Linked DNA regions of Homo sapiens: all the other regions are linked to region 1. Evidence: chromatin loops called from intact Hi-C (ENCODE). Cell type or tissue: OCI-LY7. All regions are shown on one strand. Links, peaks and the distances in the headings refer to the core of each region. The heading gives the core; the rest is flanking DNA.

Region 1 (4,495 bases), core at 272-4,271:
CAGGGCCTAGCTGTGTCACCCCAGCCCCGCCCTGGGGAAGTCTTGACCAGGACCCCAGCATCAGGGACAGATGATGCTTATATAATCACAGGACTCTTGGGGAAAACGGGCAAGGCCCTAGGTGCAGACTGGTTCTTCTGCAGGGGAAAAAGCCTCTGCCCTTTTCCCTGGGAACTGAGCATGACATTCCCATGGCTGTGACCTGCTGGCCTGGATGAATGAGGCTCTGTGCTACCAAGCGTGTGGGAGGAAGGAAGAGGGCGTGCCTGCAGCTGCCTGGTGGCCTCTGGCAGCACCAGGCGTGTCCTTCACCTTGACCAGGGACCATTTCCAAGCCGGGTGGCTTTGTTCAGTTGTCAATGTGCTATGCCCATCAGAATCAAGATGTGGCACGTGACCTGCAGCCAGGGAACAGGCACCCGTATAAGAAGGCCAGGGCAGGGCGGGCATGACAGTTTCCCTCGCACCTTCAATTCCCTTCTTGGGTCTTGGCTCTTCTTTCTAATGTCTTCACAAGTTTTCAGGTAGTTCCTGCACAAGATGTGCGTCACCCGTCAAAAAAGCACCATTTATCCCTCAGCTGCCCCTCCAGCCCCTTTTCTGTCTCTCTGCCCTCCTTCAGGGCAAAACTTCTCCAATTTCTCCACGAATGGGCTACACCTCCTCACCTGTGATGTACCTCACAACCCACCCATCTCTGGCTTCCCCACCTCCCTGGAAGATGCTCTTCCCAGGGCTATCCAGGGCCTCAGAGCCACCAGATCCAGTAGCGATTTCCTGTGCTCATCTGACCCCTCAGCAGCAGGTGACAGAGCTGGTGGCCTCTTCTCCAGGCCCTCTCCTCTCCTGTCGCCCAGGCAACCTCACCCTCCTGTGCTCTCTCAGCTCAGCCTCCTCCACCTCAGAGCCGAGCACTGAGCACCGTTGTGCCTGGACTCAGTCTCCTGCGCATCTCCTCTCCATCTCCCTGTCTTCCTGCAAGGCTTCAGGTCTGTGGTCTGTGCGTGCCCCACCGTGGCTCCCACCTCTGTGGCTCCGGGCCGACTTCGGCAATCTCCAAGCTCATGCATGCACTCACCTGCTGGCTGGATGCCTCTCAGGCTCCCTCTCTCCAAGGTACAGTTCAAAATATGGCATGTGACTTCCTGTCACTCCCTGCACCTGGCTTCCCCAGCTCTGCTGATGCCCCTGAAATTCCCCCAGTTGTTCATGCCAGAAACCCAGGAAGGCACATGAGTTCTCTCTGCCTCTCACCTGCAGCCAATTCATCAGCATTTCTGCTTCTGAGACTTGTGTCCCATCTGAGCAGCTCTCTGCATCTGCATGGCTCCCACCTGGACTGCACCCCATCTCTGCAAGCATCCAAAGTGATCTTTTCATAGGTCGCATCTGGTCATGGTTCTCTCCTGCCCCCAAACCCTCTAGTGGCTTCCCTTGATGCACAGAATCAAACCCAAAGCCCTGACCACTGTCCTTAAAGCACACAGGATCAGGCCGAGCCTTCCTCCTGCAACAAGTCCAGCAAGCCTGGCTGCTTTTCCATCCCTCCCAAAGGGCCTTCCCTGATACCGTTCCTTCTGCTGGGAATAGTCTTCCCAGCTTTCTTCACCGGCTGCTGCTTCTCATCCTTGCTCTCTCAGCTTAAATACCCACTTCTGGGCTTCCCAGGCCCAGCACAGGAGCCTCCCGCCCCAAATACCTGCTGTCTCTCCACTAGGGTGCAAAACTCCAGGGCAGGGGCAGTGTCTGTTTCCCTCATGAATGTATCCCCAGGGTCTAGCCCAGTGTCTGCGACATAATAAATGCTCTATCGTGAGTGAATGTACGACTCATTCTTTACAAAGCACAATTTCACTTTCCTCTTTCTCTCCTCACTCCCTGGCCCCCTCACATCTTCCAGGTGACCCTCCCTTCCCTCCCATTCCCTCCCCCTCCCCTCCTGTTGGGTGGCTCCTGCCATTCTGTCCCCTGCCACTCTGCCCTCATTCTGCTCAGTTCACTTACATTCCTCTGTCCCCTCCTTTATTCCCTTCAGATGTCACCTTAGACCTTTATCATTTCTCATTCTGAACCAACCAGCAGCCATCCAATTCCCTTCTTCCTCCCTCCATTCCACACGGATGCTGGAGTGACTGCTTTAAGATGCAAATAGGGGCTGGGCGCAGTGACTAGTGCCTGTAATCCCAGCATTTTGGGAGGCTGAGGTGGGAGGATCGCTTGAGCCCGGGAGTTTGAAACCAGCCTGGAAACTGTCTCTACAAAAATAAAAATAAAAAATTAGCCAGGTGTGTTGGTGCACACCGGTAATCCCAGCTACTCAGGAATCTGAGGCAGGAGGATCACTTGAGTCCAAAAGGTGAAGGCTGCAGTAAGCCGTGATCATGTCACTGCTCTGCAGCCTGGGTGACAGAGAGAGACCCTGTCTCAAAAAAAAAAAAAAAAGCAAATATGATCGTGTGGCCTCTGCTTAAAGTCCTTCTATGGCTCCCTATTGCTCCCCAGAAGTGTTCCTAAGGCCCTTCGTGGTCTCTGCCAACCCCCTACTCCTCCCTCTCCTTGCCCACGAATGCTACAACCATCTGCTGCTCCCCAGTGTGCTACACTCTCCTCTGCGCCCCCGCCCTGGAAACTCCAAACCCCATAGAACCCAACAGTGCTCACATTTCCTAGTTTCACTTCTAAGCAGCACCTGCATCAATTTCTGGGACATGCAGCCCTCTAGTGGCTAAAACAAGTAACAGTCTTTACTGTGTTCCTGCTGGGCCCTTTCTATTCAACATTATCGATGACTTGGATGGGACACAAGTAACACATTGATCAAATGCCTGAGTGACCCTGGTCTCTGAGAGCGACGCCTAATTAGTGTCTGAAACAAAATTAGCAAGCGGTAGGACAAGCTGCAGTGTTGGGTGCAATCTGACCATGCCTAGATTTAATAAGGATAAATGTGAAGTCCCACACTAAGGTCTGCAAACAAAACTCCAGCTCTGCAGGTAGAAGCATGGGTGCCCAGACAGGGGGTTCTGGTGACCCTAATGCCCTGTTGGGCCGCATCGCTTCTCGCCTGGACTCCTGCAACACCTCTCTGGCGGGAACCCTGGCCACTCTCCCCTACGCCAGTCTTTCCTCACGTGCTGGTGATCATTGCTGTGAATCAGGCCCCCGGGGGAGCGGTCTAGGGGCGTGCACACACAGCTGCACCTGGGAAGAGACGCAGGCTGGGAACAGTCGTCAGCACTTTGGTGGTCCTCGAGGTCCTGGGAAAGGATGGGGGCCCTGGAGAGGAAGCAAAGAGGTGAGAGGGCCCAGGAAGAGCCATGGGAGGAGAGGAGAGAGATAAGAAACACAAGAACAGGTCGAGGCCGACAAGAGGTAAGCGTTATGAAGCCAAAAAAGGAGAGGTTCAGGACGAGTTGATGCTGCACACTGAAGGCCCAGGGCCCAAGCAGGGTTAGGCCACTAGGAGTTGGGGAGCACCTTCCCATGGGGAGGGGGAGCAGAAAGGCAGCAGTGGTTTGTGGAATAAACAGGAGGAGGATGTTGAGAAAGCTAGCACAGGCTTCCAAGTAATGAAGGGAAAGGAACCCCGTGGGGAAAGGGAAGCTTTTTGAAAGTTGGAGAAATGTATTGCTTAGCAACTGCAGCATAACCAGCCCCCTGAAACGCAATAACTTAAATAAAACCAATGTTTTCTTCCTAAGTCTGTGGGGTGGCTGGGAGTCACCTAATCTCGGCTGGGCTAGCTGGGGTGGCTCTGCTCCGGATGTTTGGTGATGGCAGAAACGCAAAGTGGAAACACACAGGCTTCTTGAGCCTAATGTCGAAACTCACACGAGGACATTTCCATCTTATTCTATTGAAAACAAAGTCCCCCAACAAGTTCCACCTGCTGATGGAACTGGCAAAACATGTGAAAGGGAAGGGTGAAAAATTGGGGCCACTGATGCCTTCCACCACAGGAGACATGCGGAGTTGTAATGGGAAGAATGAAGACATCAGAGGGAGAGGCTGGACAAAACGAATTGCATATTGTGCCGGGCGCGGTGGCTCACGCCTGTAATTCCAGCACTCTGGGAGGCCGAGGTGGGCACACTGCTTGAGTTCAGGAGTTTGAGACCAACCTGGGCAACATGGCAAAACTCCATCTCTACAAAAAATACAAAAATTAGCAAGGTGTGGTGGTGTGCCCCTATAGTCCCAGCTACTCGGGAGGCTGAGTTGAGAGGATCACCTGAGCCCAAGAAGTCGAGGCTACAGTGAGTCGGGATCACACCACTGCACTCCAGCCTGGGCAATAGGAGTGACATTCTGTCTCAAAAAGAAAAGAAAAAAAAATGAAGTGCATATTGGGAAAATTATGAAAGGCATTGAATTTGGAGCAGATTCATGTTCTGGCTCTGCCAATCGTTAGCAGTGTAGCCTTGGGTAAGTCGTTTAACCTGAGACTCCATTTCATTATCCGTACAGTGGAAATGCTAATCCCTGCTTCACAGTG
Region 2 (4,495 bases), core at 242-4,241, 93 kb before region 1:
AATAAAACTTATAAAAACAAGTTATTCTTAGTCATTTTTAACTGAAAAAGGGATTGTCAGTGAAAGTTGTTATTTATACTTTATTGTTTCACTCATATCTATAGGTTTTCAAGTACAAAATTCAGTTGTGGTGCTTTGTAATTACATTTAGGATGCATATTTTAAAATGGAAAAATTGAAGCATAGAAGATACTGATTGGAAGATTCTTTGACATATATAATATGGTTCATAATGATATGGTATTATTACATATATAATGATATGCTTTGTAACTTAACCATCTCTGTGAAGGCAATTCTAAATTATGTTTTTTGGGGGAGAGTCTTCTTGGATACAGTAGCAAATACAGTAGAACTTTAAGGTGCACTTTTTTGTTTTAAGATTTTCATATAATCAAATGCACCCATTTTAGGAGAATGGTTCAATTAGTATTGACATATGTATGTACTCATGTAACCTCCATCCCATTTAATTTTAAAAAATGAATCTTACAGGCACAATTTTTTGCCATGTACACTTGATTTCATTTCTTTCTATCTGTGAATCCTATTTGGAATACAGGTAAAGGAATAGCATCCCTGACCTTTTCTGAATTTTTTTTTTGTTTTTTTGAGATGGAATCTCGCTATATCACCCAGGCTGGAGTGCAGTGGTGCGATCTTGGCTCACTGCAACCTCCGCCTTCTGGGTTCAAGTGATTCTCCTGCCTCACCCTCCTGAGTAGCTGGGATTACAGGCGCCTGCCACCACACCCGGCTAATTTTTGTATTTTAGTAGAGACGAGGTTTCACCATGTTGGCTAGGCTGGTCTCAATCTCCTGACCTCATGTGATCCACCCACCTTAGCCCCGCAAAGTGCTGGGATTCCAGGTGTGAGCCACCGCGCCTGGCCCTGAAATTTTTTTTTATGTGGTGGTAGGTTTATTTTAATTTTTTTAGTTTAACAGAAGGTGCCTGTGCCTTAAGTTAAATTAACAAGCTCTTAAGAAATCATTTTGGAAATGTTCCTGTCTAACTCATTGTTGATTGTAAAATAAACTTATGTGAGGAAAAGAAGGTTCATTTTTTAGTTGTCTTTCTTAAAATGAGTTAGCAGTTTGGTTATACCTCTGGAAATGTTGAGACATCTCTTTTGGCTTCAGATATAAATTTCCCACTCCCTTCAGTTTTCCTGGGAAAACTTTGACATTCAAAATGTTATTTTTTTAAGTTTTTTTTTTTGAGACAGAGTCTCACTGTGTTGCCCAGGCTGGAGTGCAGTGGCACAAACATGGCTCACTGCAGCCTTGACCTCCCAAAGTGTTAGGATTACAGGTGTGAGCTACCGCACCTGGCCTCAAATTATTATTGAATAGCATAGTTAGAGATTAGATATTAGACATTTTTCCCTTTGAAATATTTTAAGTGGGATAACAACAAGGGCATTTAATGCTCCAAGTGGCTATTCCCCTCTTCCCCTAGGTCCTCTCCTACCCCCCTGCCCCCTGCCAACTCTCCTTTCCATTTATGTCACTGAACATATTCAGATGACTCAATTGGGTGGTTGATTTTGGGCCATCTTCAATGGTGCTCACACACAAGTTAGGAATATGAAATATTTTACTGTGTATTAGGAAAGAGAATGCTGCCAAAATCTACTACAAAATCTACAGGGTGTGAGTTCCCTGGGAGCAGAGTTGGATGATCTTTTTTGGCTTTCTCTCCAGAATCTGAGCCAAGTACTACTCTTTATGAAACTTTATAGCCAAAGAAATCATGTTTGAATAATGCTTTGAAAAGACATGACAGGCCAGGCGTGGTGGCTCATGCCTGTAATCCCAGCACTTTGAGAGGCTGAGGCAGGCAGATCACAAGGTCAGGAGTTCCAGACCAGCCTGGCCAACATGGTAAAACCCTGTCTCTACTAAAATACAAAAATAGCCGAACGTGGTGGTGAGTGCCTGTAATCCCAGCTACTCGGGAGGCTGAGGCAGGAGAATCGCTTGAACCCGGGGGGCGGAGGTTGCAGTGAGCCGAGATCATGCCATTGCACTCCAGCCTAGGCAATAGAGTGAGACTCCGTCTCAGAAAAAAAAAAAAAAGAAAGAAAAGACATGACAATCAGATATTCCACAGTTTGAACTTAAAAAAAAAAGGTTATTTGTTTATTCATTCAAAATACCATTTAAGAGAGACATTTCTACTATAAAAGCATTTGCATGATCTATTATACAAGCTTCGGAAAAAACAGAACATTTGAAGAAAGAAGGAAATTAAGCATCCACAAGCAAACTACATTACTCAGAGGCAATCACCGTTAACATTTCAAAATTATTTTTTCTATACATAGGTTTTGTGTGTTTGTGTTTTTGTTTGCTTTACATAGTTGTAGTTATGCTCTGTAATTTGGGATGTTGTTTTTAACATTAACATTTCCATTCTATTTCACATTCTTTGGAAATATTTTCCTAGACATATTTCATCAAATTTAATAAGTCGCTGGTTTTAAGACATATGGTTACTTTATGTACAACCGAGAAAGAAAAGAATCTGCCTGTTAGTGTAAGGCACCAACAATTGTAAGACACACCTAAGCTTTGAAAATGTTAAAATGTAAAATAATTGTAAAAAGTTTAAAAGTTTAAAAAATCTGTGACATATGCTAATGTTCCATCAACTGGGTATATCACAATTTAATTATTTCCCTCTGTTAGATTAGATATTTCTCAGTTTTTTATGATAAAAAATTGCAGTAAACATTTTTGCATGTAAAGATAATCCTTTATTTTAGTTTATTTTCCTAGGACAGATTACCAGAAATGGAATTACTATAAAGCCAGAGGTTGTGAACATTTTAAGGTTCTAGATTCATATTTGTCAAATTATTGTCTAATTTATATCTGCACCAGTAAGAAATGAGAGCCTGTTGCAAAATACCATCAATAGAATTGAGTTTGTCAAAACAACAAAAAACTTAGTAACATAATGGACAAAATAGTCTTTCACTTTGAGTTTGCATTTTTTTTTATTATAGAGAATGGTTAAACATTTACTAATATGTTCATTAACTGTAATTCCTCATTTATGGTTTTCACTTATCTGTATGTTTCCTTAATGATTTTCTTAATTGTCTTAAAGAGATCTTTTGTAATGATATTAGCCCTCCATCTTTCAGATTCATATCACAGAATTCTCTAGTTTGTTGTTTGCCTATAATTTTTTTTATTATTTATCTATAGAAATTCAAATTTTTGTGTTTGTGGCATATTCGTATTAACTTTGATTTGTTGGTCTTTTTCTTTGAAATTTATTTTATCACTTATAAAATTACAGAAACTATTTCACATCCAGAAATTTGAAAGTCACTTATATTAACATCTATATCTGAGCTGTGTTGTTCATTGATGTGTTTGTTTCTTGTGCTATTACTGTGTTACAGTACTTTATAACACTTTTCATTTCATTTCCTCCTAATTTTCCTTTTTAAAATTTGTTATTCTTGCTTATTTAGTATTCTTGACTAAATTTAGATACCAAAAAAATTTTTTTGGACATTTGATTGGAACTGTATCAAACTGTGGACTTTAAGAATAACTGACATTTAAATAATATTTATTCTGTCTATTCAAGAACAAAATAGAGTGTTTTTTTTAACCTCAAATCTTTCCTATCTTAATTATGTAGGTTTTCTCCACAGTCTCTTTATTATTTCAGAAAAAAGAAATGTGCTCATTATAAATAATGCAGAAAAATACCTACATGAAGAAAGTTAAACCATCACAAATCTCATAATTTAGATAATGTCATTAAGATTAGCTAAGCCACATTCTAGAATCATTCTGTGACTATAAGATTAAAAGGATGGCTAGCTGAAGGGATGAATAGATAAATAGACACATACATCTATAAGTACATCTTCTATTTCTCTGTTTTATTTGTTAGTTTTCTATTTCAGGAAGAGTAATTATCCTATTTTCGAAATTAAGGTTTTGTAGTTTTTTAAAATACAGATCTGGTATAGATTTTGTACATATTTAGTTGGCAGTATGATCAAAATATGCTTTTCATTATGTTTTCTGACTGGCAATTTCTTATATGTGAAAGCTGTATGTATATTTATCATGTATTTGACTACTTAACCTAATTTCTACTAATTTCAGTTGTTCATATTTTTAGGTATATAATCATATTGTCTGTTAATTACAATTTTGTCACATCCTTCCCAAATTTTGTAGCATTTATTTATGTTTTATATTTTAGTGCATTGATCACAACATATGGTAATGATAGCGTGATTGTGATGACCTTTGTTTTATACCTCCTTTTAGTAAGTATGCCTCCATTAACCATTTTTTTGTAAATTGAGCTAAGATTTGTATCTCTCTTGGTTTTAATTTTATTAGATAACTTTTTCAGATGCCACTGAGATAATTTTTATTTGACTTATTGATATAATTTATTATATTCATCAATTTTCTATTATTAAAAACCTGATTTGGTATTTTGTTTTGTAAA
Region 3 (4,495 bases), core at 245-4,244, 140 kb before region 1:
GGATAGATTGGTTACATATGAACCGTGGAATACTATGCAGGGAAGGAATGCAATAAGTGTTGAAAAACTAACTGTTGAGTATAATGCCCAGTACCTGGATGACAGGATCTGTCATACTCCAGACTTCAGCGTTACACAGTATACCCATGTAACAAATCTGCACATGTACCCCCAAATCTAAAAGAGAACTTGAAATTATAAAAAAGTAAATAAAATTCACCTCTTTCTATGTTTTCAGGGGAAAAAAAGAAATGAGATGGCTAGACCATAGAAGGAGGTGCAATGAGAGCAGACAAAACTCAATAAAAGATTAAGAAAAAGACAGTTTAAAGTGATGATTGCATTAGAAACCAAGAGTGAATATACATCACAGAAAGTACGATAAGAAAAATGGAAAAATGAAGAAAATAAAAAGATTTTTAAAAAGGAGTCAAGAGGTGACAAGACAGGCAAAGAGAGCCAGAATAAATATAAATGGAGTTCCCCAAATGTAAGCCCAAGGATAGTGGTGATGTTTATGTAACACTGAATATACTTAATGCCACTTATTGAATACTTTAAAACAGTAAATTTTATGTTCCTTATTTTACTACAGTAAAACAAAGCAAGCCAAAGCAATGGACCAGAACAACTATTAGGACTGTAATTCAAGAACGCTTAACATTAAAGTAGGTTTAAATGTAACATATGTTGAAAGGCATACTGTAAACCTGGAGAAATCAACCCACAACAGTTAACACTGAGATGTGGTCCTGTAAAATTGTTGGATTTTTAAAAATAAACCCTTCTTGCATTGATGGGGGAAATAAAAAGAGCAGGTCACTTGCAAAGAAAATCAGATTGGATTTTTGGTGGCAACATTTTATGTCAGATATTAAGAAAGTATTTATTCAAAGAAATAAAATAATTCCTATCTCACCAAACTACCCTTCAAGAATTCAGGGCATTGACAAACATTTATAAACATGAAATAATTCAAGGAAAATGGCTATAATTGTTCCCATGAATCCTTCTGAAGCGTATACTAGAGAACAAATTTCAGACAACCAAGAAATGATTGGAAAATCTTCAACATAAGGTCAGGTGGTGAGCAAATCAAATATATTTTGTGTGTAGCATCAAGATTAAAAGATGAGGATAATGATGATAGAATAGTATATAAATATTACATGGTCTGACATTGTAGAAATAATATAACCCGCAAAAAAATGGGAGGAAAAGAGGAGGGTGAATGAGAAGTAGAATAAGGTTGTTTGCCTTTTAGGCATTAGCTGGGAGAAAAAAGCCCTTGAAGCTGACAGGTGGAAGCTTAAACATACTCAGAAGTGCAAGATAGAACACTAATAAAAATAATACCAGCTGGACACGGTGGCTAATGCCTGTAATCCCAGCACTTTGCGGGGCTGAGGCAGGAAGATTGCTTGAGCCCAGAAGTTTGAGACCAGCCATCCTGGGCAACATGGCGAAAGCTTGTCTCTTAAAAAAAATAAAAAATAAAAAAATTAACTGGGCGTAGTGGCACACACCTGTAGTCCCAGGTACTTAGGAAGCTGAGAGAGGTCGGAGGATCTCTTGAACGCAGGAGGTCAAGGCTACAGTGAGCTGTGATTGCGCCACTGCACTCCAGCCTGGGCAACAGAGTGAGACCCTGTGTCAAAATAATATTAAATAATAACCAGCAATTTGCAGGGAAGCTTAAATTTCGCTTCTGAAGGTTTGATAACTGAGTTGGCTGAACTAAACTAACAGTAGGTTAACAAGAGAAAACCCATACAAATTTATTGATATGTAAGCATACATTAATAGCTAGCAAAATGTCTATGGGCATGCAGGGAAATCAACACTGCAGTCTAGCAGAATCCATGGAGAAGTGGCAAGCAAGGTGGAGACTGTAAAAAAAGAGGAGAGGTTGCAGGACCTAGGGGTAGCAGAATACAGATAATTCCCAGAAAGAGAAAGCCCCACCCTGGATAGAGAAGTGAGAAGAGGTGTAAGATCCATTAGACAAAATAAGAGACTTGAAAGAAAATGAGACCAAAGACGCAGTCTCATGAAAGTACTGCTTCTGGGGAAAGGAAAGAGGGTGCCTTGGAAGGGTCACCATCTACCTGGAGGCTTGGTGATAGAGAGAAGGGGTAGTAGAAATTAAGGATCTTGGTGAACCAGAATAGAAAATAGATACTCATTTCTCCCACCCAAAAAGGAGTCATTAATTAAAAACAAACAAACAAAAAAACACTTTATTAGGTACTATTTACTAAGAAATCCAGTTAAGTCATCTAAATTCCTTGCTTCTGCCTATACACAACTATATCTGGTTTAGGAAAAATAAAATATTTCAAGATGAACAGAAGATGGCAGGCAACATCCATATAAAGTTACTTTAGCTGGAAAACAAAATGATAGTCAAAACATTTCAACTGGGCTGGGCACAGTGGCTCACAGCTGTAATCCCAGCCCTTTGAGAGGCCAAGGTGGGCGGATCACTTGAGCCCAGGAGTTCGAGCCCAGCCTGGGCACTATAGTGAGACCTAGTCTCTACAAAAAATAAGGAAAAAAGTTTTTAAAAAATTTTAGCTGATGAAAAGTCTTCCCGAAACATCCAACTATAGCACTAAAGAAAACTACAGCACAGTACTCCTACCAGAATTTAAAATATCCTTAAACTAACATTTGTAGAGATAAAAAGTCTCAAATCCAAATTCAAAACTGCAAAACAAATGGACAAAAAGAGGAAGATATGAAAAGTGAATTTACTGAACTCAGGAAATAAAATAAATCAAAAGAAAAATCAGCTTTTAAAATGAAGTTAAAGCCAGATGCAGTGGTGCATGCCTGTAGTTCCAGCTATTTGAGAGGCTTGAGCCCAGGAGTTTGAGGCCAGCCTGGGCAATATAGAGAGACTCCTGTCTCAAAAAAAAAAAAAAAAAAAAAAAAAAAGTCATAAAGAAAGAAATGAAGCTAAATTCCAAGGTACATAAGAAAAGATTGGACTGAATATAAGGAGCATTGAGAAAAGGTATGAAAACAACCAAGATAATGAAAATTAAATGAAGAAAGGTTAAAAAGTAATAGAAAGTGATTGATATAGAAAATAAGTAAAAGTAGAGTTCCTAAGAAGAAAAAAACAATAGCAAAGCTAATAGTTAAGTTTCAATCCATGAAAACATTCTGGAAATAAGAGATGACTCCAATCTACATGTTGAAAAGGCTCATTGTGTACTGGGAAAATTGATCCAGAATGGTCAGTTCCAAGTCATGTCCTAGTAAAACAGTTGGACTTTCAAAATGATGAAGAAAAATTCCTCTGGGCTTCCAGACAGAAAGGAGAGGTTAGCAACAGACTTCTAAACAGCAACATACAAAGCAAAACAGCCATGGAACAACATGTTTAAAGTCTACGAAAGTATAAGCCAAAGATTTTATAACTATGACTCATTCTTAAAGAAAAACCATGATAAATCCTACTATATTAATAAAAAAGTATTTAAATAGTGAAAAATGCCACGAGCAAAGTCAAAAGGCAAGCGACAAAGCGGGGAAAAATATTTGGACTTATATCACAAAGAGCTAACCTCCTGGATGAAAACACCTTCGTAAAATTCCAGGCAAGTAAGACCATCAACCCAGTAGGAAAATGGGCCAAAGATATGAAAAAGAAATGCACATGACAGACATATAAAAGATGTTCCAGACTGGGCGTGGTGGCTCACACCTATAACCCTAGCACTTTGGGAGGCCAAGGTGGGCAGATCGCTTGAGGTCAGGAGTTTGAGACCATCCTGGCCAACATGGTGAAACCCCACCTCTACTAAATATACAAAAATTAGCTGGGTGTAATGGTGAGCACCTATAATCCCAGCTACTGGGGAGGCTGAGGGAGGAGAATTGCTTGAACCTGGGAGGCGGAGGCTGCAGTGAGCCCAGATCATGCCGCTGCACTCCAGCCTGGGCAACACAGCAAGACTTCATCTCAAAAATAAAAGATGTTCCACCTTCAGTCATACAAAGAAAAATATAAATTAAAGCTATGTTAAAGCATTTTTCAACAAAATCCAAAAGTTATACAATAGGCCCTGTAGACTGTGGGGAAATAGGCACTTTGATACATTGCTGGTAAGGATACATAAGCATAAACTGCATGGGAGGGAATAGTCAAAGGGAGGTTAGTCATAGCAGCATATTACTTGCATTTGCAAAAGATTGGAAATAACTAAAATGCCCATTAATAGAGAACTGATTGCATAAACTAAGGTGCATCCAGACAGTACAACAGTCTGCAGGTAGATTGTGCCCCTTCCAAGTCACCGTCTTTCCATAGAGGTCATAAAAAAGAAGGGAGAAAGTCTCTATATACCAATAGAGAATGATCTGTAGAATACAATAGGAAGTGGAAAAAACAAAGGCATGGAAAAGTATGCAATGTATCCGCAGAAGGAAGGAGCAGGGTAAAGGTGCCAACAACAGAAGAGAGATTTCTCTAAATGGAAGTTGT
Region 4 (4,495 bases), core at 361-4,360, 70 kb before region 1:
TTTATTCTCTGGAATCCTTGGAGAAAAGAAGTATCTTTCTGAACATTTGAATTTTCCATATAGCTGAAGATTAAGCCTTCAAATGCAGAGTTAAATTGATTACTCTTGTGGATTACTTTAATTTTTAAAATAAAATGTATTATATACTTGCCTTCCCTCCAGAATAAAATACTAGATATAATACGTTTTTAAACTGATGATTCAAAACTATTATGAAGATTTGTTATTGTGATAATAAGATAGGCAATTCTTAACTTTATTTATTCAATTGACGTGACACATACCTAGAACATAATTATAAGTGAATGTGATACTCCATAGATGCAGCCGTTATCCTTCTCTAGCCTGTAGAAAAATATATACTTCCTGGTTGAATGAATAAATGAATGAATGAAAAGGAGTGAAAGTTTAGTACAGTTCCATTTTAAGCATTCCAACTACATACAGTATTTTCAGGAAGGAGGCAGCCAGCATTCCTAGCATTATTAGCCTACTTATAGAAATGTACTATGTTATCTCTATGAACTGGAGGCATGGATGATCAGCCTGCAGGCAGCAACTCTCCTTCTCAAGCCTAAAGTATCTATGTAAGCTACTGACAGCTTGATAAAATTCCTTCTGACTTCAGACTTACTCCAGCGACACAGAACCCCCACCCCCATGTCTCTTGGTTCATGGCTTGCACTGGGACAGCCACTTCTGTGTTACCTTGAGTACGAGGACTGTGTTTGCCACACCTAGTGGCATGTTAATTTGTGAATTGTTTGAATGAATGTAGTAATGAGAATGAGATATCAAAGCAGAGGTAAAAGAATTGGACCAAAAGAAGGTATTGGGACATACCAGTGAGCCATTTTTCTGAAGGAATCAGTAAATTGTTTAGAAGATAATTCAAACTCTTTGGGGTGATGATTATATGATTTCAGTACGTGAATAGCCTCTCCTGGTGCTTCTTTGGATAGCAGAACAGTCATTTGACTGTAAAATTTCTGGTATGTTTTGATAACAGAAAGGAAAAATTATTATTTTAAGGATGGACTACAGCTTTTGCCAGATAACCTAGGAGAATGGCACATTCCTTACAGAGAAAAAAAGTGAATTTTTGTTTAGAAGATACCTTGATTGGCTTTTTTGTTAGTTTGAAAGGCTGAAGTCTCTAGGCAATGTCTGTAAGGAAAAGACTGAAAGAAAAAAGCTTAGATTTCCTTGGCAGAGAAAAGTAACAGAAATTTGAGAAATGCCCTCTTTGGCCAAGGTTGATAGGAGTAGGAAATAGAAGAAAGGAGAAAGGTTTGGAGGGAGGGAGAGAGAGGTATCCAGAACCATGACAAAAGGAAGATGTTCATGGAGAAAGATGATCAGGAAGACTGAGGAACCTTTCATAAAAGTGATCTGTAGACTTCAGCTTGAAGGTGTTTCTGCACTGTGCTGTGATTATCCTTTGTTCACCTTAAACCTTTGTAAAGGAACTTTGTACTAATAATACATGTTGAGGCCGGCGCAGTGGCTCATGCCTGTAATCCCAGCACTTTGGGAGGCCGAGGCGGGCGGATCACAAGGTCAGGAGATCGAGACCATCCTAGCTAACACGGTGAAACCTCATCTCTACTAAAAATATAAAAATTAGCCGGGCGTGGTGGCGGGCGCCTGTAGTCCCAGCTACTCTGGAGGGAGGCTGAGGCAGGAGAATGGCGTGAACCCAGGAGGCGGAGCTTGCAGTGAGCCGAGATTGCACCACTGAACTCCAGACTGGGCGACAGAGCGAGACTCCATCTCCAAACAAAACAAAAACAAAAACAACAACAAAAAACAAGTTGAGTGAAGAAGGGGTGGTTTTCTACACTTGGAGTAAACTGAGTGCTGAAAAAATAAGCAGTTGCAGGAAACAAGGCAATGAATGGGGGTTGAAGGGCGCTGGGAGCAGGGGTTTGGAACCCTGAGCTGACAGCAGTGATGGTGGCTGGCAGCACTGACTTAAACTGGATGGCAGGGACTGACTCAGGAATCTTTGACAAACCTACTTCTCTGTCAGGAATCTAGAGGAAAGTGGCCCACTGGGGTAGGGACAATACTGGAGGATCCGGCTATCATCATGTGAATAATGGCTAGTTAGGAGGTCGGCCTTTGGGTTAAATAAAAATCTCATTATGTAGCTATAAATTTTTATCTAATGCTTTAAGCCTTAAAATTGCAGACAGAAAAGAACCATTTCAGCACACTATTATGAGGTTCAAAAAATGATTTGTGGCTGAGTTTGCAAGGCTTCTGATTTTTATGGGCTCAGGATCAAACTCAGCTGTGTTTTTTGAGGTTTGGCTACTATTCAAGACACAGCTTTAGACTCTTTGATGTTTTGAAACACAACGTGATAAGAGATCAAAGGAGGGAAAATGTATTGCCTGTAAGGTCTGATACATTCATTTTAAAGGCAGGTGTGCCTTGCAAAACCAGGGTGGATGCAAAGTGAACTGTTCAGGCTGAATAAGCAGCTCAAAGAAGCAGAAAATTGTCTTCTATGGTAACTTAATCCCTAATGATTATTTCTCGCTACATTAAAAAAAATTAGCAAAACAGGCCCAGTGCAGTGGCTCACGCCTATAATCCCAGCACTTTGGGAGACTGAGGTGGGAGGATTGCTTGAGCCCAGGAGTTTGAGACCCCCCTGGGCAACATGGCAAAACCCTGTCTCTACAAAAAATAAAAAAAATTAGCAGAGTATGCCTGCCTGTGGTCCCAGCTACTCAGGAGGCTAAGGTGGAAGAATCACCTGGGCCCAGGTGGTTGAGGCTACAGTGAGCCAAGATTGTGCTACTGCACTCCAGCCTGGGTAATAGAATGAGACCCTGTCTCAAAAGAAAAAAAAATAGCAAAACAAACACTCCAGGATCAACTTTTCCACTTTTCATTAAGCCATTTTGTAGTCCTACATTTTGTAAATGTTTATCCTCTAATAATCTTTTTCTATTCCCTGGACCTGATTAAAGTGGCCCTTGGCCAGGCGTGGTGGCTTACGTCTGTAATCCCAGCATTTTGGGATACCTAAATTCAGGAGTTCGAGACCAGCCTCGCCAACGTGGCAAAACCCTATCTGTACTAAAAATACAAAAATTAGCCGTGGCCATGGTGGCATGCACCTGTAATCCTAGCTACTTGGGAGGCTGAGGCAGGAGAATCGCTTGAACCCAGGAGGAGGAGGTTGCAGTGAGCCAAGATCGCACCATTGCACTTCTGCCTGGGCAATAAGAGTGAAACTCCATCTCAAAAAAAAAAAAAAAGAAAGAAAAAGAAAAAGAAAAAAAAATGGCTCTTTACCTTTGGTTTTATTACTGTAAAAATATAACAGAAATCATAAAGCCTTAAAATACCAGCTTTAACTGTACATTATACATTTAACAATTTGAAATGCTTACTATGCGTGTCAGCCATTGATTTTATTTAATTATGTTTGGTCTTGATTTTATTTGATTGTGTATATATTTTGTGCCCCTCACTGGACAAATTAAAGAATTTACAATCTCAGGTAGGGAAATACTATGTCATAGAAAATGGCATTTTATGTTATCATTACCCTATTGCCCTAAAGCTTAATGAATATAAGCTTTAGAAGGCCTTTATCCTATAAAGGAATATAATTTATGGGTGATTAAAAATGGCATTTGGCATCAGGCTCTTAATTAGATGTGAAACCTGTTAATTGTTTGTAATAAAATTAAGACAGTGACCATTAGTTTGATCGTACCAGACATTTTAAGGAATGTAATCTGCATAAGGATGAAGACTGCTTGTGCTGTGTATAAAGTGTTGTGTCTGCCCACTCCCTCTGCTTTCTGGGGAATGCTCCCTCCTTCTCCACTCACATGGTTACCATGGGAACAACCATTTTGGGTGATATGACACCCTGGACAACACAAAGCTGAATGATCTGCAAGTGGATATCTGACCAAAAGAGGGCCAGAGGCTTTCTGCAGGAATTCTGGAACTAGAACTGAGACAGAACCCCAGTGTTTAGCCAGGTGCTAAAGATAGTAAATGCAGTTTTTCCATCAGTGGTCGTATTTTTCACTATGTGGCCTAAAGAAACAGAAGAAGCCAGCCTGCAGAGAAAATAGAATGACAAAGATATTGGGGCAGTGGGGGAGATAATCTCCCATATAAATTCCCACAGATGGATTTCATGTAATATATAAATTTAATATATTTAAATTTTTTTGAGAGCAACTTTGAGCTAGCTTGTAGTTTCATTCCCTATATCTTTCCCAATATCTATAAATTAGTCCAATTTGAATTTTAGTCCCCAGCAAGATCCCTCACTAATCCATTCAGTGGCTACCCCTCACCCGGTAGACTGTTCTGCCTATCCACTTCTGCTACTGAAATTCAGCACAACCACTTGCTCCCACCCACCTCAACTCCCCCGCAACACACCAGCAAGAATAGAGAAGTCCCTGACTTCACTGGCTATAATTTTCATTTTTAAAAATTATGATACAATTTA
Region 5 (4,495 bases), core at 117-4,116, 550 kb before region 1:
ATCACTGGAAGGCAAATCCCTGGATGATTATCCATCATTGGGCACTATTTGCACTAATATTCTCCCCCAGTGGGTACCATGAAATCCTCCTTTTCCAGAAACATCACTTTTTCAAGAGTTCCCCTATTCCAATCCCATCCCTTTGCACTTCTTCCCTTGTGATTCTTCTCCCTCCTTTTCTTCTTCAGATATTTGTTAAGGGCCTAATGTGTGTCATGTACTAGGCTGTGAGTCTGACATGTGTGAAGAGCAGATGTGCTTGAAGAATAAGAAAAATAGGCCTGTTGTGGTGGCTCACGCCTGTAATCCCAGCACTTTGTGGGGCTGAGGCAGGCGGATCACGAGGTCAGGAGTTTGAGACCAGCCTGGTCAATATAGTGAAACCCATGTCTACTAAAAATACAAAAATTAGCCAGGTGTGGTGGCAGGCGCCTGTAATCCCAGCTGCTCAGGAGGCTGAGGCAGAAGACTCACTTTAACCCAGGAGGCAGAGGTTGCAGTGAGCCAAGATCATGCCACTGCACTCCGGCCTGGGCAAAAGAGCGAGACTCCATCTCAAAAAAAAAAAAAAAAGAATAAGAAAAATAGAAACCGAAATGGAGCCAAGATTGCAGAACTAAAGACAAATTGGGCCTCCTTTCCCTGGCAGCGAAGCAAGGAGAGGGCTTATCCTTCCTCTGAGGTGGAGCCTATCAAATGGTGATGGGAAGGTGCTCTAAGTCAATGGTTCTAATCTTGACCTCTCCTTAGAACCACCTGAGGAGTTTTTTTTTTTTAATCCAGTGTCTATACACATTTAATTGGCACAACTATGTCAACTATGTGCCAATTAAATCGTAATCTCTTGAGGTGAACTCAAAACCATATATACATACACACTTTTTTTTTTTTTTTTGAGACGGAGTCTCACTGTATCGCCCAGGCTGCAGTTCAGTGGCACCATCTCAGATCATTGCAACCTCCACCTCCTGAGCTCAAGCAATTCTCATGCCTCAGCCTCCTGAGTAGGTGGGATTACAGGCGTGTGGCACCACACCTGGCTAATTTTTGTATTTTTAGTAGAGAAGGGGTTTCACTATGTTGGCCAGGCTGGTCTCGAACTCCTAACCTCAGGTGATCCACCCGCCTCGGCCTCCCAAAGTGCTGGGATTACAGGCATGAGCCACCACGCCTGGCCCATCAATATATTTTTTAAAATTCTCCAGGAAATCCAATATACATCCACGTTTAAGAAGCACTGCTTGAATATACAGGTAACCATCAGGCTTGGGATCAGGAGTTATGGGTTAAATCCTGTTATAGGGCCAGGTGCAGTGGCTAATGCCTGTAATCCTAGCATGTTTGAGGGCCGAGGTGGGAGGATCACTTGAGCTCAGGAGTTCAAGATCAGCCTGGGCAACATAGCGAGACCTCATCTCTAAAAAAAAGAAATTAAAAAAAATCCTGTTATGAGTTGAATTACTTTCCTGAAATTTTATATGTAGAGGTTCTAACCCCTACACCTCAGAATGTGACCTTATTTAGAGCAGAATCTTTACAGAGGTAATCCAATTAAAGTGAGGTTATTAGGATGGGCCATAAGCCACCCATGTTTAGGTCATTACAGCAGCCCTAAGTGTACTAATACAAATCCTGAGGTAGCCACGTAGCCATGATTCCACTGTGTGCAATAACTTTCCTGAGAGTGCTTCACCATCTTATCAGAAAAACAATATTTAAACTCTCACTCACAGGTTACCGAGAGGTTTTTTGTTTTTGTTTTTGTTTTTTTGAAACAGTCTCGCTCTGTTGCCCAGGTTGGAGTGCAATGGCACAATCGTGGCTCACTGCAGCCTCAAATCTCCTGGGCTCAAGCAATCCTCCCACTTCAGCATCCCTAGTAGCTGGGGCCACATGGGGCCACAGGCGTGTGCCACCATGCCCAGCTAACTTTTTAATTTTTGTAGAGAGGGGTCTCACTGTTGCCTAGTTGGTCTTGAACTCCTGAACTCAAGCGGTCCTCCCTCCTCAGCCTCCCAAAGTGCTGGGATTACAGGCGTGAGCCACCGTGCCCGGTCTTACTGAGAGGTTTAAATGGGTAAAGTAAGTGAAAGCATCCTGCACAGAGATAGGAACGTAGTAGGTGCTCAGTAAATGTTTGTTAAATCTGAGTCTTTCCTGCCCAAAGAAACTTTTCCAGTTTAGCCCACCGTGGTCAGTTCAGCAGCCTGAGGATGCAGGCTAGTGCAACCGGATCCCCTCTATGGCTCCCAAAAAAGATGGAACAGCCTTTGTCCGCTCTAGTAAAGGGAAAGGGAAAGGTAGCCCCCTTTCCATGCAGTGCATCGGCTTAGGGCGCCCCAACGCTTTTCATTCAGCCTTGTCTTTGAAGCAACTTTTGAAGCCGACCACTAGAGGGCGGACAGTCTCCACAACCCGCAGCGGCGCTCGGCCGCGCTGTCAAGGAAAAAACGCGAGGGCTACTCCGGCTGCGGGCGGTGCTCGCCCCCTGTTATCCTCCACCGTCCCCGCAAGCCGTTTCCAGACAGTAATGCCGAGCGGGCGAGGTTCTCTGCGTGCCGGCGCGGCCCCGAACGTGCCCTGACGCCCAGTGTGCTACTTCACTTACTCTGAACAGTCCTATTGTTCCTCCCAGGTGAGTAAATTAAGGCTCAGAGACATTAAGCAAACGGCCGAGGGTCACACAGCTATGGGAATTAAATCCAGGCAGTGACACATGTCTGCCTGACTCCAAAACCAGCAAACACTTGTGGTCAAAATGAGCCCCGATGCCCAGCCCTACTTGCAGACCTACTCAGAGGCCCAGCAAGAGACCCCAGAAGCAAGGAGGATCAGAAGAGCCTCTGTTACCCTCCCTTCTCTCTCCGGAACCCCACTGCCGCTGCCACAGCCCTAAACCAGTGTTTGCCTCCACTGGTCATCTTTTTTACTGCCCTAACCTAGTCTGAAAATGAAGATGTTAAAGTAATTCCTTTTGTTTTTCTTTTCTCCCCCTTTGTATCCGTGAGGATGATCGATTTTTGCAGCCACTCCAAAGGAGTACTTAGGATGGTTTAGAAGCGGGTTTTAATTGCTTACTGCCTCTCCATTGAAGGAGCCAGGACCCATAAAAAAAAACAAAAACAGTGGTAACTACATGTACTCGGCTGCTGGTATCTACACTGCGGGGCAGTGGGAGAGGTGTTCCCCCAAGACATAGCCTTTCATGCCAGAAAAACTAACCAATTTGAAGTTCTATATCACTGAACTTGTATTTGGAGGCAGTCCAGGGGATATTCTGCATCTTCTTCCGGCAATCACCCATCCATCCCTCCCTCCCTCCCTCTCATGCAAGGCTCTGTGCTGTGGCTGTGGAGAGATGGCCCCAGCTAGATGTCTTTCCACCGGACATTTGTGATCCAGCACAGTGAAGCTCACTCTCAGGAGAACTGGTACCAAGAGCACGATCAGAAAACCCTTTTTTTTTTTTTTTTTTTTTTTTTCGACAGAGTCTTGCTCTATAGGCGCCCGCCACCACACCCAGCTAATTTTTTGTATTTTTAGTAGAGAAGGGGTTTCACCATTAGCCAGGATGCTCTCGATCTCCTCACCTCGTGATCCACCCGCCTCGGCCTCCCAAAGTGCTGGGATTACAGGCGTGAGCCACCGCGCCCGGCCGGCAATTCTTTTTAAGAGGATTAAAGCGATTGAGTAACACATGGGGAGGCTGGGATTCTGTTGTGCTAAACAATCCTGGGCCTGGGGACAAGGCCCTTGGTTTCTGTGTATATGAGATAAGGAACATGGGCTCCTTCCTGGCTCGGCCGATCTCTCATGTCACATGCTGGTATCATCGACTACCAGTCTTGAAACTCCTCTAATCGCTCTCCCGCCTGCACCAAAGTTCACAAGGCATAATGCTGTTCGTGTGCAAAATGAACTGTATTAAGACCCCTGGGCCGGGCGCGGTGGCTCACGCCTGTAATCCCAGCACTTTGGGAGGCTGAGGCGGATGGATCATGAGATCAGAAGATCGAGACCGTCCTGGCTAACACGGTGAAACCCCGTTTCTACTAAAAATACAAAAACAAAATTAGCCGGGTGTGGTGGCCGGCGCCTGTAGTCTCAGCTACTCGGGAGGCTGAGGCAGGAGAATCGCGTGAACCCAGGAGGCGGAGCTTGCAGTGAGCCGAAATTGCGCCACTGCACTCCAGCCTGGGAGACAGAGCGAGACCCCGTCTCCAAAAAAAAAAAAAAAAAAAAATACCCCTGGAAAAGAGACCCCAGGGCTGTGGCAGCCTCCTTCCCCTCCCCTCTGTGCATTTGTTCTTTTGTTTTGTTTTGCTTTTTTGAGACCGAGTCTCACTCTGTTACTCAGGCTGGACTACAGTGGCATGATCCTGGCTCACTGCAAGCTCTGCCTTCCAGGTTCAAGCAATTCTCCTGCCTCAGCCTCCCAAGTAGCTGGGATTATAGGTGCCTGCCACCACACCCGGCTAATTTTTGTATTTTCAGT
Region 6 (4,495 bases), core at 206-4,205, 120 kb before region 1:
TCTTTAGCAGTTAATGCTTATTTATGTTTGTGTTCTCCATGTGTTGTACCTGGTATATAGTTCTTGTTCAATAAATGTTGAATAAATGCATTAATAAGGTTGTCGTGTATGGGAAGAGAGTTGCTTACTTGTTTTTATTTTCTGGTTTTTATGAACTTTTACCTTTACAGCAACTTAGGGTCTGACTTCCCTTTCTCTCCTACTAATTTTTACTCTTTTTTTAAAAAATGATTTATTTTATTTTTTGTAGGGATGGGAGTGTTTCTCTGTTGCCCAGGCTGCTCTGGAACTCCTGGCCTCAAGTGATCCTCCCACCTTGGCCTCCCAAAGTGTTGGGATTATAGATGTGAGCCACTGTCCCTGGCCTCTAATTCTTACTCTTAATTCAGAATTAGGTACAGCTGTTCTGCTTGCTTCACTAGAGTTAGGCTTCCAGTAGCTGACCTTTATTATTATATTTTGTGATCTGCACAGGCATCATCTCTTTAAGGCAGTGGTTCTCAAAATGTGGTCATTGGACCAGCAGAATCAACGTCCCCTGGGGACTTGTTTGATATGCCAATTCTCACCTGCCCTAGATTTATTTAATCTGAAATTCTGCGGAAAGGACCCAGTAATCTGTTTCACCTGCCGTCCAGGTGATCCTGATGATACTAATGATAGAGCATCAATGATCTATGGTATAGTCCTTCATGAGTAGCACAGCTGTTTCTTCCTCTTTTTATCCTCACCCAAGCTGTATCACATTTCTGCATTAGGTCTGTGGATTTTGTTTTTTCCTAGTTTTTACGTATAACTTGGAAAAAATTCTGTACACTGAGAATGTAAAAATAACATTTTCTAGTGTTCTTAAAAATGACCTAGTATCATCTCATTCATAAATTATTTTGGTGAGTCTTTCCAGTATATTTTTTAATACTTAAAGATTGACTTTTAAAATGCTTTTGGTCTTGTAAGAATTGCACGGTAACTAATATTAGAGAATAATAAATTTGAGAAGTGCAAGGAATTCATTCCGGTTGCTTCTAATCAACGGTAAGTTTAAGAAATAAAAAAGTAAGGGAAGCCGGGTGCATTTATAGTCCCAGCTATTCAGGAGGCTGAGGTGGGAGGATCACTGAACCTGGGAGTTTGAGACCAGCCTGGGGGACATAGTGAGACTCATCCCTCAAAAAAAAAAAAAATTAAGGGAGAAATACACTTTAAAATTATATTTATTTATTTATTTTGAGACAGAGTCTCGCTCTGTCTCCCAGGCTGGAGTGCAGTGGCACAATCTCAGCTCACTGTAACCTCCACCTCCCAGTTCAAGCCATTCTTCTGCCTCAGCCTCCTGAGTAGCTGGGAAGACAGGCTAATGCCATTATGCCCAACTAACTTTTTGTATTTTTAGTAGAAATAAGGTTTTGCCATGTTGGCCAGGCTGGTCTTGAACTCCTAGCCTCAAGTGATCCACTCACCTGGGCCTCCCAAAGTGCTGGGATTATAGGTGTGAGCCACCACGCCCGGCCAGAAATAAATTTTTAAATGCCGACTTTTCCTTGGGCTAAAATTCCTTGGAAATACTTAACTCTTTCCTTTATCACAAAGTTTATAATTTATAAATTAGTAAAGGCTTTTACTGTATAAGTGCAATGTCAGTGGAGTGTTAATCTGAAGGGCCAGAAGATTTTGAGAGGAAAAGAAAATTGTTGCACAGTCAAGCTGTTTCATCTCAGTGTTGACATCTTTTGATTGTCTTTAATCATTCAGTTTGAGATCTTTATTGGTTCTTGGTATAAGTTATCCCTCTCTCCCCGCCCCCATCAAACAAATGGTATATCTCTTTGTGATTAAATAAGTGATTTTTGACTGAAACTTGGACATTTGTGTATTATTATTATTTTTTGTGTGTATTATGTTATAAGACTCTGGGTCTTACTTAAATCTGTGTTTTAGCAGGCACCCTCCAACACTACTGCTGGGGGTAGACAGGGTTGCCTCATTACCACCAGAGGGGCTTGGTTCTCTCCCTGTTCTCAGTTGACCACCTAGGGGAGGGGGTTTGCTTGTTACTGCTGGGTAGAGGAGGAGGTTCAGGCTCTCCACTAGGCCTCCACTGGTACCCCTCTCATTAGGAGGTAGAGGAGTGCCTTATTACTGCTCTCTGATGGACCTCCACTGACACCATGTGGAGGGGAGGCCTTGGTACTGCTAAGTGGTGGTGAAAGTCCAGCACTCAACAAGTCTCCTCTGGCACCACTCCTGCAGTCGGGGGAGGAGCACCTTGTGACTGATGCGTGGGCTGCAAGTCCAGGCTCCTAAAGTGGTCTCCACTAGCGCAGATGGGAAGGGGGATATTAGATCATGCTCAAGGGGGATGAATGTCCCAACTTTCCCCTTGTTCCCCATTTAGGGAAAGAGCTTGGGGTGCCTCCTCTTACAGCCAGACAGGGATGGAAGTCTAGGCTTTCCACTTGGTTTTTGCTGGTGGGGGTCGGGTGGAGTTTCACTTTTTTCTGTGGTGTTTGTCTGGAGTTATTTATTGCCTTTAAGTTTTCTGTCTTGCTGCCCCTTTCATGTTCCTTTGGCTAGAGAAAGCAGTCTTTTTCCAGGGGCGGGCAGAGAGGGGAGGCAGTTTCTTTGCACTTGGTGTTCCTGGGTTGCTGGCTTCACCAGTATCCAGAGTGGGATATAGAAAGCAAAAATAAGAAAATTCAGGATATCATTACCATGTTTTCTCCTGGGTCCTGAGGTCCCTAGCCAGTTTGTCGTCTCTCCACCTTTCAGAATCCTTTTGGTTTTAGTTGAAATATAATGTACAGATATTTTGCTCACTAGTTCAGATCTTATTCTTTGCCCTTAGATATGATTATTATTTTTTTCTTCATGCAGATGTGTTCTTCGCTTGCTAAATTTATTTCTAAGTCCCTTAGAATTTACTGTTATATTAAATGTAATAATTTTTTTTCTGCTTTGTAGTTCTACTTACTGATTCTTGACCTTATATGCAGCTATCTTTCAAATTCTCGTAATTCCAACAGTAATACTGATGCTTAGCATTTCTAATAAAGTTAGAATAATGGGTGTTCTAGAATTCTAGGATACATTAATTCTATCTCAATAAAGCAAACACATTTTATATAATAAACATAATGTACATGGCTTTTGGTTTTACTTAGAAGAATAAAGAAAAATATGTCTACCCAGAAGCCCCTACTTGCATTTTATTGTCCAGGACTAAGTCACACTGACTCCTTTAGCTGACATTCCAGCTACTTGGGAAGCTGAGGCGACAGCCTGGAAAATTGAGCTTTTATACTGTTTGGCAAAGTGATGAAATAAACAGCGTTTTGTTAGGGAAGAAGTGGAGAACAGATATTGGAAGGCAATTAGCTGTCTCTAATACATTGATAAAATATATAACTATAACTGCAAAATGCTAATAACCCAGCAGAGGAGTAGATTTGGGAACATAAGATGAAAAAGTCAACAAGGTGAGGATAAATGAAGTTGTATCATTAAAGTATATTTATGCATTATTTTTCAGAACTGAATTTACTTACATAGAGAAATATGGCAAGACAAATCTATATGTTAGCCTACTTGTCAGTTCATTGGGGCCTCCTTTTTTTCTTGACAGTGCTGTAGAAATATTAATAAAATCTTGTACATTAAAGAATATTAAAATAATTGTCCTTTCACAGATATCTAAATGGATGTCTGCAACTTCCTTAAACTTGTCATCCTCTAATCTAAAGTTAATGCGTTTAATATAATATTTCTTATTTTATGATGGCTGTGATTGAATAATGTGTTTAAAACCTGGACAAATTGAAACATAGAATGAATTTAATTAATCCTATTTACTGTTTATTGATTCTTTTGACTTAAGTACTGGGATTGCTGATCTTGGCCCTGGATTTTAGAGATAGCTTGCTCTTTTGCAACTGTGGCATTCTTCTATATGATATGGAATAAAAGAAGGAAAAAAAGTAGTTTGAGCTCTTTGTTCAGATTTGGCGGGGTGGGGAGGGGAAGGTCATAAAATCCCGGTTAAAGTTTTCTAGATCCACCATCTCTTGCAAAATATGAACCAAATAGATTAAAATAATAAAGTTTGGGGTTTTTGTTGTTGTTGTTTTGCCAATTGACAGTACTGAAGCTGAATTTGAAAACTGTGATTCAAGCACTGGAAATTTTACATTTTGAATTTCATTTCTTCTTCTTCCTATTTTTTGAGACAGGGTTTCTTTTCTCTCTGTTGCCCAGGCTGCAGTGCAGTGGTATGATCTTGACTCACTGCAGCCTTGACCTCCCGGGCTCAAGCAGTCCGCCCACCTCAGTCCTCTGAGCAGCTGGGACTACAGGCATATGCCACCACATGTGGCTAATTTTTGTATTTTTTTGAGAGACAGGGTTTTGCCATGTTGCTCAGGCTGGAATTTCATATTTTTTAGTGGAATAGAACTTTATGATTCAAAGGAGGAAAATAAGCTTTTGAAGAACTTTTGAA
Region 7 (4,495 bases), core at 304-4,303, 100 kb before region 1:
CTAATCTTCACACTCCGAGCTTATTTGTACTTGTCTTTTTTTTTTTTTTCCAGACCTCTCAAGGATGAATGTATCTGTCCTTTTTGAGAAGGCTTTCCAGATATTCAAAGGGAATTGAGTGTTGTGATCTAAGTCTTTGGTCACTGCAGCCAAATTTGCATTAGGCGATATTCAAAGCCCAGTAATGTTGTGACTTGCAGACTTGAGGAGATACTGCCTTGGTGGTCTTGGGTAAGATCCAGGAGAATTCCCTGGATTACCAGACAGTCTCGTGTTCTCTTCCCTTACTGAGTCTTTCTCTGTCTCTCCTTGCTGAGCTGCCTACAGTTCGGGGAGGGATGGTGCAAGCCCTCTTGTGACCACCACTGCTAGGACTATACTGCGTCAATGCTGGGTCACACGTGAAGCCAGCACAGTACTGGGTTATGCCCAAGGCCTGTAACAACTATTTCTTGGCTACTGCTGATGTTTATTCAAGGTCCAAAGACTAAATATAGTATATATAGTATACATTAGGTTCTTTTAAGTTTCCCCATAGTTCAGGGATTCTCTGTTCATTTTTATTTTTTTAAACTTTTTTTCTCTCAATGCTTTATTTTGATAAGTTCTGTCACTGTGTCTCCAGGTTTACTAATCATTTCTTCTGCGGTGTGCAGTCTGCTATTCATCTCATTTGGTGTAATTTTCATTCCAGAGTTTATAGGGTTTTTTTGTTGTTGTTGCTGTTGTTTAAAGATCTTAGTTGGCCTTATTTGTGATTCTAGAGTTAGGCAACACTTCATTCCATGAAACAGAATAAATGTTTTCTCAGAAATTGTAATTTTAATTCTTAGAAATCTGATGTAGATCTTTTTTATATCTGCCATGTCTCTCCTTAACATTCTTATCTTTCTAATACCTTCTTGAACCTATGGAAGATATTTTTAATAGTTTTAATGTCTTTGTATACTAATTCTATTATTTGTGTCATTTCTGAGTCTTTTTCTAATGATCGATTTTCTCCTTATGCATTATGTTTTCCTGCTTCTTTGCATGCCTGGTGATTTTTGACTGGATGTCAGATATTGTGAATTTTACGTTATTGTGTGCTAGATTTTAAAAAATTTATATAAATATTTTAAAATTTTACTCTGGGTTGCAGTTATTTGGAAGTAATTCGATCCTTTCGGGGCTTACTTTTAATCTCTATTAAGAGGGACCAGAACAACCTTTAATCTAAAACTAATTTGGTTCCGCTACTGAGGCAATATCCTTCTGAATACTCAACCCAGTTTCCTGTATATTATGAGATTTCTGCACTCTTGCTGTTGGAAAATGGAATGGTATTTAATAGGAATTAAATATACAAACAATCATAAATAATCTTAGTAATTATATGTTTTAAAGTCCTTGACTTGACTTTGTGCCTTTGAATCCACTATAGATTGATATACAGTCTCCCAGTTTTAAATTAACCTTGCAGTTATCCTAAGAACCACTTTTATAAATTCTGAATTTCTTTAATTATACTACAACTCTCGGAGTATAACCTAAGGTACTAGACACTTCATACCCTCAGTGATTTAGAATTATTTCCATTTAACATCTCTTTAAAAAGGAGAAATAAAACTCTAAAAATTATAAAACTACTAATTGAAAGAAAAATTGGCAGACTAATCTCTAGTCGTCTTTGATACCTATTTAATAGGTGCTAAGAAATAACCAAATAACTGTATAATATAGTTAAATTTTAATTCTACTTTAAATAAACGAGATCAAAACACCTATATTTTAAGGCCGACTTTTACTGACTTATTTTTCTTAAGGGATATAAACAACTGTTTATAGATGTTTACCTTTCACCTTACTTAAGCTTATATTCTTAGAGAGATTTTAATTCTGCAGAGAATAAGAATGTGTTACTTAATAATAGGTCTAATAACTACTTCTGTTCCTTCTGTACTTGGAAGATCCGTCAGTAGAAGGGCCCAAGACTTTTGACTGGGGACATAGTGGGAGATGGAGAACCTAAAAGTGTTCTGGGCTAAGGAACTGGAACAGAACTCCAAAGCAGGATCTGACTAGCATTCATACAGAGCCAGCACGTATTCCAAGCTGCATACATTGCCTCCTAATTCCAAAGAATCCTACAAATGCCATCTAAACCTGCCAACCACGAGCCCACTCAGCTTTCTACCTAATTCCTCATCCCCAAACCTTACAGAGAGTTTCGTAATTTTAAGATACTTTACTCTATAATTGTATGTGTATAATCACTTTAATAATTTTTTGTAGCCTTTAGACTTTGTAATTCTTATAAGAGGTGTTATGCATTCTGACCGGTAATGTTTAGGGGGAAAAAAAACCTTCTTTCCAACAGCAATAATTACATTTGGTTTGCACATACATGATTAAACTGCTCTTTTGTTTTTGGTGTCAATATTTTTCTATGTTCTTTATAATTTTCCCTTTTATAACTGCAAATTTTGGTCCAAGTTTCAAAATATACCGTATTAAGAAATACATTTTTTTCATAAAATTGCACAGTTTAAATTATAAGTACTCTAAAACCTTCCTTGCTTTTTAAATGTTAAGATTAAGTTTCTAATACAAGTACTTGTGTGTTTACTTGCTCCACTTTCTTATGGTTGGGAATAGCATCTTCCTTCAGGAGCTAGCATATTAGCAGGTGAATCTGTTATTATTACTATCAACATGACTTTTTTAAAAATAACCTTTATTTACATTTTTAAACAAGGTGGTCCAGCCAGTTTAATCAGTTGACAAAACCCCATGCATGAACAAGTATAAGACTTAAGACAGAAAAAAGTGATGAGAAAAAATTTTGTTTATCTCTAGACTTTTTTCTTTTTTGGCCCAAGAATTTATTTTGCCTCAGCTTTACACGCATTCTTGTGACGTTACAGGACTGAGGAGGGAGGAAGTAAAAGGGAGCTGTGACTGTGGTACGTATCTGAAAGCAAGTGTTAGAGAGGGAGTGGAGAACGCATAAGCAAGCTGGTTTGACCAGAAACAGAACTGCCTGTGACAGATTAAGAGACAAGCAAGGCTTGGAATCTGAGAGCAAGCAAAGAGAGTGGAAATTTACAGCTGCCCTATGTGAGTGTTCAAGTGATCATTTTCTGGTAACGTTTTCCAGTGGTAACTGTTACTCTTCAAAAAGAGGGACAGAAAGTCAAGACCTAATTGTGGAAACTCTTTTCTCTGCCACGCTTGGTAATAGGAGGCAACCTCTATTAAATGGACGATAAAGGCTACTTCATCTAAAGTGCTTTGAGCTCAAGAAAGAGCTGTCTTCAGCACCTCACCATGTGTCTACATTTTGTTGCTTAGAAAAGCCTAGGCATTTCTGTAACATTTGGTGAGTATCAACAAGGTTATCTATACTGGTTTATAGAAATGGAAGGAATATGGTAAACTTTAGTTTTAATTGAGGTTCTGCAGTTATTACTTATATATGCATTATAAACCATGCTGTTACCTTGTTTCTTTGTGCATAATGAATTGCTGTTACTAGGAGAGGTTTAAAAAAACTACAAAACAATACTTCTCTGTTGCCTAAGGCACTTGAACCATTACCAACTATTCTGTGTTCATGGAATATCTTATTTTGGAAATGGGTTTTTATTTACAAAGAGTTTCCAAAAATAAAATAGTGGCAGTACAGTATACCTTTTTTCATGTTTCTCTTTCAACTGCATGAAAATTAGAAAGTTATCTCTTTCTGTCTATTGTTAGTAAATTTTGAATTATCACTGTTTTGTATTATAAATTACAGCATTCTCTCATAATTTAAATAAAAATGTTGATACTGTTACTTCAAAGGATATATAATTTAAATGTTGACTGCTTCTTTTAGACCCAATAAGTGACACCTGATTTTTCCTACTTTATGTAAAATGAATGAATGCATTTGGGTTTCTAAGTAAGGAATAAAGCAGTTATTTTGTTCTTACAGTTTATACCAAGCTTTCCTCTCGTATAATCTTATTCTGTTGAAGAGCTAATATAACCATGTGTGTGTGTGTGTGTGTGTGTGTGTGTGTGTGTTTGTGTTTGTATAAGCAATAGAGCAAAGAAAAATAAACTCTTAAAAATATCTATTCACATTCCAATAAAACTTTTTTTGTATAATCTTAAAATAGGAGAGTGTATGCCAATTATATATATCTTTTTAAAGGCATGGAGGGAGGCATGTAATCATTGTTCTGTAGGAGGAAGAAAGTGTATGTTGTTAACTGTGAAATTGAGTCACTGCATGAGGATACACCACTCTAAGCAGAGTTTCTAATCTACCCTCTGCTAGCCTCAAAAAATATATATGTCTTTAGTTATTGATTCAAGTGAATCCTTTAAGGCAAAACAACTGAAATGAAAACTTCTGCAGAGTATCAGTAAACACATTAGAAGGGCTTGTACCCTAGATAGACCATAAAATGGCTGTAATTTCTCTAACATTTCCTCTACGTGTACAGAAGCCTGTAAAACAGGTTTT

Evidence for each region. Peaks named below come from ENCODE experiments on the same cell type or tissue, not always from the same donor. Only the 100,000 strongest peaks of a DNase experiment are listed, where the experiment ranks them.
Region 2: a loop joins it to region 1, with 12 times the contacts of the local background. A loop is called at or near these places in 10 of 110 quality-filtered maps.
Region 3: a loop joins it to region 1, with 6 times the contacts of the local background. A loop is called at or near these places in 100 of 110 quality-filtered maps.
Region 4: a loop joins it to region 1, with 3 times the contacts of the local background. A loop is called at or near these places in 6 of 110 quality-filtered maps.
Region 5: a loop joins it to region 1, with 9 times the contacts of the local background. A loop is called at or near these places in 20 of 110 quality-filtered maps.
Region 6: a loop joins it to region 1, with 6 times the contacts of the local background. A loop is called at or near these places in 87 of 110 quality-filtered maps.
Region 7: a loop joins it to region 1, with 5 times the contacts of the local background. A loop is called at or near these places in 10 of 110 quality-filtered maps.

Annotation. Positions count from the first base shown.
Region 1 is chr13:49,299,560-49,304,054 of GRCh38, reverse strand. No RefSeq gene overlaps it. Among named protein-coding and RNA genes, the nearest start is that of CDADC1, 54 kb to the right of the region's middle. RefSeq lists silencers at 88-382, 2,628-2,922. In OCI-LY7, for the core only: CTCF peaks have their summits at 1,429, 2,510 and 2,711 (motif pointing left); DNase peaks (open chromatin) are centred at 1,394 and 2,694; H3K4me3 peaks cover 398 bases; H3K27ac peaks cover 1,214 bases.
Region 2 is chr13:49,392,825-49,397,319 of GRCh38, reverse strand. All of the region lies in intron 3 of CAB39L (calcium binding protein 39 like), which reads left to right. Among named protein-coding and RNA genes, the nearest start is that of CAB39L, 49 kb to the left of the region's middle. In OCI-LY7, for the core only: no CTCF peak of the experiment used is centred there; no DNase peak of the experiment used is centred there.
Region 3 is chr13:49,434,999-49,439,493 of GRCh38, reverse strand. All of the region lies in intron 1 of CAB39L (calcium binding protein 39 like), which reads left to right. Among named protein-coding and RNA genes, the nearest start is that of CAB39L, 6.8 kb to the left of the region's middle. In OCI-LY7, for the core only: a CTCF peak has its summit at 2,333 (motif pointing right); a DNase peak (open chromatin) is centred at 2,373.
Region 4 is chr13:49,369,970-49,374,464 of GRCh38, reverse strand. All of the region lies in intron 5 of CAB39L (calcium binding protein 39 like), which reads left to right. Among named protein-coding and RNA genes, the nearest start is that of CAB39L, 72 kb to the left of the region's middle. In OCI-LY7, for the core only: no CTCF peak of the experiment used is centred there; DNase peaks (open chromatin) are centred at 674 and 2,404; H3K4me3 peaks cover 3,112 bases; H3K27ac peaks cover 4,000 bases.
Region 5 is chr13:49,846,055-49,850,549 of GRCh38, reverse strand. No RefSeq gene overlaps it. Among named protein-coding and RNA genes, the nearest start is that of KPNA3, 56 kb to the right of the region's middle. In OCI-LY7, for the core only: CTCF peaks have their summits at 2,181 and 2,381 (motif pointing right); a DNase peak (open chromatin) is centred at 2,409; H3K4me3 peaks cover 701 bases.
Region 6 is chr13:49,419,307-49,423,801 of GRCh38, reverse strand. The region is part of intron 3 of CAB39L (calcium binding protein 39 like); the gene reads left to right. Among named protein-coding and RNA genes, the nearest start is that of CAB39L, 23 kb to the left of the region's middle. In OCI-LY7, for the core only: a CTCF peak has its summit at 2,158; a DNase peak (open chromatin) is centred at 2,171; H3K27ac peaks cover 273 bases.
Region 7 is chr13:49,399,999-49,404,493 of GRCh38, reverse strand. All of the region lies in intron 3 of CAB39L (calcium binding protein 39 like), which reads left to right. Among named protein-coding and RNA genes, the nearest start is that of CAB39L, 42 kb to the left of the region's middle. In OCI-LY7, for the core only: CTCF peaks have their summits at 2,383 and 2,655; a DNase peak (open chromatin) is centred at 2,973; H3K4me3 peaks cover 2,169 bases; H3K27ac peaks cover 2,207 bases.